Regions from separate parts of the Homo sapiens genome. Here region 1 is linked to region 2. Evidence: chromatin loops called from intact Hi-C (ENCODE). Cell type or tissue: PC-3. All regions are shown on one strand. Each heading gives the region's core, and the rest is flanking DNA. Links, peaks and the distances in the headings are about the cores only. Region 1 overlaps ROBO1 (roundabout guidance receptor 1). Region 2 overlaps ROBO1 (roundabout guidance receptor 1).

Region 1 (4,405 bases), core at 314-4,313, 210 kb before region 2:
GAACATGCTGAATTCTTACTTAATGTATTGATTTTTAAATATAATTATAACATTAATTTAATTGAATATATGTGTTTGGAACATATGGTGTCCCTCGGCAAATGTTTTCTTAAATTATATGCTTGTACATGTATTAAAGTGTAGGAAATTATTGTTTTACTTGTAACATGCTCAAGGTGCGTTTTAATAAATATAAGGAATACCCTGAGGCAGGGAACAGGAAGATCAAAAGCTTTTTCTATTTTAGAAAGCAGTTTTATTACTGTTGATTATTAATTTAAGGATTTATTTTTGGCGGGTAAAATGACTAGGAAGGGTGTGAGCCCAAGTAGATCTCGTGTGTGTGTGTGTGTGTTTGTGTGTGTATTCATTTTCTTTCCTTCTGCCCGCATCCTGTCTTCTCTCACTTCCCCCTCCCACCTTTTTGTTTCTTATGCCAGGGGGCTTTCATAGACCCCCTTAAAACAGCAGAGCTCCCTCTGCACTCTGGGGACAGATTTCAATGAACATAGTGTTGTTTTAACTCTTTGGTTAGTAAAGGGGGTTGAAAGCTAAAGAAGTAAAACAGTGTCAGGAAAAACAGTCATCAATTTATAGTATCCTAAGTTTCCCCAAATCTCTGAGATTCTTAATATAAATGTGAGAGATCTTACTTAGTGATACTTTGTCAGAATTTTATCTACATTGCTGAGGAGACAGAAATCTTTTAACAGTTTCCTTAAAGGGACTGTAAATTTCAACAATTATTCAGTCCATTGCTTTCAGCACCTTTTGTTGCCTTATTAGTGTATGGAACAGCAGGGTTGTAACGGCAGGAAGAGCCTGTGCATTTTAATTAGCTCCAAAGACAGTGTGAGATAAAAGCCCGGATTTTTTCCTCATTTTTATTTCACGTTGGCTGATTAAGGATGCTATTGTAGGCTGAGCTGGCTTGACCTAATCTCAGTGACCACTCATTTATGGAAGGGGAATGGCACAAACTTGCTCTAGTTTTCTGAATGGGATTAGGAAAGCACTAATTAGCAAACCCTGAAAGCCATGAGGCATGGACAGGAACACAGCACCCGTCCATAAGAAACAAATGCAGTCTGGGGAAACATTCACCAATTGAACCAATTCATACTTGCATATATTAGGCACTTGGTGATGTGTTTTCCGTTTTTAATTACTTAACCATGAATAAGAGCCTGATGTTCCTCAAGCTGTACTTGATAATTAAATAAATACTTCTGCCCTGAAGGGAGATGTCAGAACTTGAAGAGTACTAATGTTGATAAGGAGGTTTGTAAATAGTTGGAGAATAGATTTCTAGCTGTATCTGACCTCAGCTGGGAGGGAGATGGTGGGAATACAGTCTACAGAACTTTAAAATTAACTCATTCAGTTTAAGTAAAGTCAGATTTTCATTATTGAGAGCGAAGATCTATTTTAGGATCATCTGGCCCTTTACTTCTTTTTTATATACTGTACTTCCTTTTAATCGTGCAGAATATTATGGAAAAAGTACAAGGCTCTGCACCAGCAGAACTAGACCTGGATGTGAATTGAATCCCTGTGCTGCTAACTAGTATGGGACATTAGGGAAAGTCCTTCACCTCTTTGAGTCTCGGTTTCTCTACCTTCAAGATGAGGATAATATTACCTACTTTATAATGTCACTGTGAAGCTTAGGGATAATATGGGCAATACTGTGTGTGGTGCCTGGCGTTCAATAAGGACTCCCAAAGTGCCTGTCGCCATTAGTATTATTAATACCAGTGTTGTCATTTCTCAGCATTTCAAACAAATGTAAAGCAGCAGTCTATGGAAGAAGTAAAAACTGAAGACACCTAGTCTAGAAACTTGGTCCAAGGAGGACAGGGTTATTTGGTTGAAAGGAGATTGCAAGTTACACATGGATTTCCCTCTTCATTTCTCCATCCCCCCACTACCTTGGTTAATTGAATTGGCCACTAGATGGAAGCATATATGTTTACTGGTTTTTTTAATCTGTGAACCAATAGGTCATTTATAATGTGTAAATCTGAAATCAAAATATCATCTACAGTCAATTCAATCTGATAATTTTTGAAATCTTTAACTAACTAGACTGAGACTCTTCTGTATTTGAAAAAAGAGCAAAAATAACTAAGATTCTGGAGCTGCATATTGCAGATTTGAATACATGCAGTTTATGGTTAATGTGTTGGTAATGTTTAAAAATAATTAGCAGGACATTTTGTCTTGCCAGTTTAGATGGCACTATTATAATTATTTTTAAATTCATTTATATACATTAAAACAGCTTACTATATAGATATTAAAAACATTAATAGACTGTTAAGTAGTTTTTCTCAGCCTACAGAGACTGGTGAGAGTTTCAGTAAGGTCCTAAGTGATCCTAATTACCAGTGTGAGCAGTAGTGCATACCTCAGTGAGTAGGAGTAAGGAACCTCCAAATGTGTGACACTAACATTGTGGTATATATTTCTAGGTGGATCAGGAGATTTTATTTTCTCATGGTTAGTTTCCTTTATACTTTCCATTATTTCTTTTCAGTGTAGCTTACGGAATAATCTTTTTTTTTAAAATATATATTATATATATATTGACTGCTTGAATCAAGATCCTTTGCTAATTGCTACAGTTAGAATATGAAAATGTAAAAATTTCTGTTCCTGTTCTTAAGGAGGTTACATTGCTGTTTGAGAGAAGAAAATAAATATTCTATTCAATTTAAGTAATTATTCCAGAGAACAAAGGAAAATGATTTAAAACATTTCAGGAAGAAATCATTTCAAGCCAGAAAAAGTTATTTTAATTAATCATATATCTTGAAGAAGAGAGTAAAAAGGAGAGTAATGGGAAAGAAAAGGAAATTCTAGGATGAGGGAAGTGTGTGAGTAAAAAGCAAAGCATGTGGGAATCTCAGTGAGTAATCTGATTTTTCTAAATTAGAGGAAAACTGTGGGAATTGAGGTTTAAAAAGATAGACTGAGATGAGGTTGTGGATGATTTTAACTGACAAGGTAAGTGGTTTGGGATTTAATCTGTAGAAAATTGGAAATATTCTGCTTAAATGGCCATAGTTATTTTACAAGAGAAAGAAGTGTTTTTTGTTTGTTTGTTCTTGTTTTTGTTTTTGTTTTACCAATTTTGAGTTTTGTTTTAAAGTTCTAGTTGAATCCCCTTTTCAAATAGCATGAAGAAATTTAAAGAAAATGGCACTTGGTGTTACACAAAGTTCTGATTTTATCATTGAAATGTAAGGAGGTAATACGTAGGTTTGCTATAATTTGTGCAGTTTACATGGCAACCATATATAGTGGTCTTTAAAGACGTTTTGGAGAAAATTAATATATTGTTTTTGCTCTCTTATGCATAGGGTTATCTCATGTGCTTTAATTGCTGGACTCATTATTAGTGTTCTCACAATGAAGGAATACACCCTTGGTTATATTAAGTGAAGAAAGACTTCAAAAAGGAATAGCTGTATATATAGTATATAGGTTCAGTTAGTTACTGATGAAAATACAGAATCAGCATAGGATTGAGATAGAACTAAAATTGGGCAAATGCTGCTGTAGAGAGACAGAAAAGGGCCAAGAGTTTGTTGACAATTAGTGAGGGGTTTGTGGGGTACCATAAAGGTAAGAATTGGCTTGTTATGTGCCTTAAGCCAGAAGCTCTGTCCGAAAATATAGGCTGCATGTAAATCTGGGCAGACAGAAGGCTGGAATCCTGAGGGATCTCCAGTCTCATAGGTTCCTGATAAGCGCAAAGACTCACCGGCACAGTGGAGACAGCCTCAGGTCAGGCTCAAGAAGTGGGTGGGCACTAACAGTACTAATGAAACTACATGATTTAGGGCTACTTTATCCTTTTCCTCTATTCTTCAGGTAACTGCTCCTGTCTGAACTTTGGGATGCAGGATGACCCTGAGTCTCAGTTGCATAGTATAGGATGAAGATCCATTTTTTTCTTGCCACTGTTATTTCTCAGTACTGTGCCTTAATTCTTTGCTCTTGATTTTGAGACTGCGCTTTCTGGAGCAGTTCTAACATGTGTATTGCACTGAGTCTGTTTTGCTTAGCACTTATTCGATGCCATAGCCTATTAATAGAATGAAGAACCAATTCTGATTAAACTTAGGATTTAGAAAACACAAAAACAAGAACACAATTAACAAAAGAACAAAATTAGGCTGACTTTTACGTTATGCTGTATATTTTAAGTATTTGTTGAGTAAAGGTCTTTATGCTGCCTTAAACCAAGTAAAGCATTTTCAGGATCAAAGTTGAATGTTAGGAAATAATGGTCTGCAATATCACATGAATATAGAAACATAATTATGTTCACCACTTAAGAGTTGGTACTTTTTTCTTCCTTTTTGTATTTGTTGCAGAATACCTTGGGCTATGGAAG
Region 2 (4,405 bases), core at 109-4,108:
GAGTAGCTATTCTTATATCAGACAAAACAAACTTTAAAGCAACAGTGGTTAAAAGAGACAAAGAGGGACATTATATAATGGTAAAAGGCCTTGTCCAACAGGAAAATATCACAATCCTAAACATGTATGCACCTAACACTGGAGCTCCCAAATTTATAAAACAATTACTAATAGACCTAAGAAATGAGATGGAGAGCAACACAATAATAGTGGTGGACTTCAATACTCCACTGACAGCACTAGACAGGCTATCAAGACAGAAAGTCAACAAAGAAACAATGGATGTAAACTATACCCTGGAACAAATGTACTTGACAGATATGTACAGAACATCTCATCCAACAACTGCAGAATACGCATTCAACAGCCCATGGAACATTCTCCAAGACAGACCATATGATAGGCTATAAAACGAGCCTCAATAAATTGGAAATCATCATTCTCAGTAAACTATCGCAAGAACAAAAAACCAAACACCGCATATTCTCACTCATAGGTGGGAATTGAACAATGAGATCACATGGACACAGGAAGGGGAATATCACACTCTGGGGACTGTGGTGGGGTGGGGGGAGGGGGGAGGGATAGCATTGGGAGATATACCTAATGCTAGATGACGAGTTAGTGGGTGCAGCGCACCAGCGCACCAGCATGGCACATGTATACATATGTAACTAACCTGCACAATGTGCACATGTACCCTAAAACTTAAAGTATAATAATAAAAAAAAAAAAGAACATACTGCCACATTGCCTTCAACAATATATATGTACATGTCTATGTATATTGATTTTAACATACCAGACACACAATCACAAGCAGGCAAGTACATATAGAAATAGAAAAACATCAAACCATGCTAATAATGATTATATATTATAGGAGGGAAAATTGTCATGAATGTATTTTTTTTCTTTTTCTGTCTCTACTATTCATGATTTTACAACCCATCTATAATGAGCAGGAACATATATTTTTTTAAAGTTTATAATTCCTCACTTTATTTTCTTATTGTAAGTACATAAAGTATTAAAATTTTTCAAAGTAAAAAAAAAAATTTAAGAAAATTGAAATTATATCAAGCAGTCTCTCAGACCACAGTGGAATAAAACTGAAAATCGACTCCACCCCACCCCCCAAAAAAAATTCACAACCAGGCAAATGCATGGAAATTAAATAACCTGCTCCTGAATGAGCATTTGGTCAAAAACGAAATCAAGATGGAAATTTTAAAACTCTTCAAACTGAATGATGATAATGATACAACCTATCAAAACCTCTGGGATACAGCAAAGGCAGTGCTAAGAGGAAAGTTCATAGCCCTAAATGCCTACATCAAAAAGTCTGAAAGAGCACCAACACACAATCTAAGGTCACACCTCAAGGAACTAGAGAAACAAGAACAAACCAAACCCAAACCCAGCAGAAGAAAGGAAATAACCAAGATTATAGCAGAACTAAATAAAATTGAAACAAAAAAATACAAAAGATAAATGAAACCAAAAGCTAGTTCTTTTAAAACATCAATAAAATCGATAGACCATTAGCAATATTAACCAAGAAAAAAAAGAAAGAAAATCCAAATAACCTCACTAAGAAACAAAACAGGAGATACTATAACTGACACCACTGAAATACAAAAGATCATTTGAGGTTACTATGAACACCTTTCCACACATAAACTAGAAAACCTAGAAGAGATGGATAAATTCTTGGGAAAATACAACCCTTCTAGCTTAAATCAGGAAAAATTAGATACCCTGAACAGACCAACAACAAGGAGTGAGATTGAAATGGTAATTAAAAAATTACCAACAGGCTGGGCACAGTGGCTCATGCCTGTAATCCCAGCATTTTGGGAGGCCAAAGCAGGTGAGTCGCTTGAGGCCAGGAGTTCGAGACCAGCCTGGTCAACATGGTGAAACCTCGTCTCTACCAAAAGTACAAAAATTATCCAGGTGTGGTAGTGAGTGCCTGTAATCCCAGCTACTCAGGAGGTTGAGGCAGGAGAATCGCTTGACCCCAGGAGGTGGAGGTTGCAGTGAGCCAAAATCATGCCACTGCACTCCAGCCTGGGTGAGACCCTGCCTCAAAAAATAAAATAAAATAAATTACCGACAAAAAAAAAAAGTCCAGGACCAGACGGATTCACAGCAGAATTCTACCAGACATTTAAAGAAGAATTGGTACCAATCCTTTTGACACTATTCCACAAGACAGAAAAAGAAGGAACCCTCCCTAATTCATTCTATGAAGCCAGCATCACGCTAATACCAAAACCAGGAAAGGATATTACCAAAAAAGGAAACTATAGACCTATATCATTGATGAACACAGATGCTAAAATCCTTAACAAAATTGTAGCTAACTGAATCCAACAACATGTCCGACAGATAATCCACCATGATCAAGTGGGTTTCATACCAGGGAAGCAGGGATGGCTTAACATATGCAAGCCAGTCAATGCGATACACCATATAAACAGAATTAACAATAAAAATCAAATGATCATCTCAATAGATGCAGAAAAAGCATCTGACAAAATCCAGCTTTCCTTTATGATTAAAACTCTCAGCAAGATTGGCATACAAGGGACATACCTTAATGTAATAAAAGCCATCTATGACGAACCCACAGCCAACATAATACTGAATGAAGAGAAGCTGAAAGTATTCGCTATGAGAACGGGAACAAGACAAGGATGCCCACTCTCACCATTCCTCTTCAACATAGTACTGGAAGTCCTAGCCAGAGCAATCAGTCAAGAGAAAGAAATAAAGGGCATCCAAATCAGTAAAGAGAAAGTCAAATTGTCACTGTTTGCTGAGGATATGATTGTTTACCTAAAAAAACCGTAAAGTCTCCTCCAGAAAGCTCCTAGAACTGATAAAAGAATTCAGCAAAATTTCCGGATACAAGATTAATGTACACAAATCAGTAGGTCTTCTATACACCAACAGCGACCAAGCTTTATGTGAGTACAAATGTACTGGGGGTTGGGGTTGGGGTACTAAAGCAAAGCAGTATTTTTAAAATGTCAGGGGAAGCCATTTTTATATTCTTCTAGGAAGAATTGCTTCTGTTAATTTCATGGCTGCCTGTCAATCTGAGGCAGATGCTCTGTTCCCTGCTATATAAATAATAGACCTACTGCTACCTGCCTTTTTCCTTTGTTCAAGATCATTTTGAAAGGATCATTTTTAAACAAAATTATTTCAACTGGGAAGTTGCAAGGAGGAGGTTAGGAAAATTTATTCAGGCCGGCATTTTAATCAAAGAGGTATTTGTTGGAAATGTGGTCAAAAGTATACTTGGCCAAGTCATACAAATAGTAACTTTTTTCCCTTTGAGCTCTAGCCCAAGGCTGCAGAAATGAGTTATGAATGTAAATAAATACAAATCAATAGGAGTTCTGTTTTTATTATTTCACTGGGAATTTCTGTACAATTTGAGAGCAACTTGCTGAAAGTTCAGCAGATGATTAAGTTTAACCTTGATCCTGAGCCAGCAAGATTGGCTTACTATCTATCAGCAAGGGATGTAAATTTACTCGGACACATTTTAATTGGCATTTATGCAACATGTACACACAGATGCTGAATTCATTGAGAAATCCTGAGTGCCATCTGTTTAACTAGCTTTGTCCTCTATTAAAGTGCACGATAAAATGAGACTGGATCCCTTTGCCTTGCTCATATATTTATCTTACAGTACACAGCATTTTGAATGACCACTTTATTAGTATGCTAGCCTGTTAGATATTAGTGCTCACCATAATAATCTAAAAATATACTTTATTTTGTTTCCCTCTTTGTGGGCAGTGTATCTCCTACTCTTTCGCTTAGTAAAAGCACTATCTTCATGAAGTGTCTTTTTTTCAAGTTTTAAAGATAATATTGTTTTACTTTAATGTAATTTCTTAATCAACTGAGGTTGCTATATATGTTGAATTAAAATATTTTATTGAAGGCAAGTTTATATTTAATAATAAATTTTATGTTTCTATATTTTTTTAAAAAATATTTAAAATAATCATTTCATCCTTTTATGAAGCTTGACTTACAAATGAATGAATCTTTGAAGATTAGGATGTTCTGTCTTGTAAATATAATCAAAACTTTAGGGTGGACCCAGTTCCAAATAAAAGAGTCACCTGCCTTCCCTGCAAGACTTAGATTAAACAACAATATTCAGTCATGATCTGCATATAGAAACTTCGAGAGAAGGCCTAAAATTATCATATGAAAATTGATGGTGACGTGCTCCTCTTAACTTTGCAATACCTTACTTTTTAAAAATTCAGCAACAACAATAAAACCAAAGGTCTAAAATATACATTTGAAAAAAAAGTCTAAAATGTGTATTGATTCATTGATGAGTTGCTACGATTTGAATCAAAATCAC

The links. Peaks named below come from ENCODE experiments on the same cell type or tissue, not always from the same donor. Only the 100,000 strongest peaks of a DNase experiment are listed, where the experiment ranks them.
Region 1: a loop joins it to region 2, with 2.8 times the contacts of the local background. A loop is called at or near these places in 2 of 110 quality-filtered maps.

What each region holds. Positions count from the first base shown.
Region 1 is chr3:78,975,775-78,980,179 of GRCh38, reverse strand. The region is part of intron 3 of ROBO1 (roundabout guidance receptor 1); the gene reads left to right. Among named protein-coding and RNA genes, the nearest start is that of MIR3923, 530 kb to the left of the region's middle. In PC-3, for the core only: CTCF peaks have their summits at 1,742 and 1,942 (motif pointing right); no DNase peak of the experiment used is centred there.
Region 2 is chr3:78,764,979-78,769,383 of GRCh38, reverse strand. The region is part of intron 4 of ROBO1 (roundabout guidance receptor 1); the gene reads left to right. Among named protein-coding and RNA genes, the nearest start is that of LINC02077, 720 kb to the right of the region's middle. In PC-3, for the core only: no CTCF peak of the experiment used is centred there; no DNase peak of the experiment used is centred there; H3K4me3 peaks cover 1,052 bases; H3K27ac peaks cover 1,012 bases.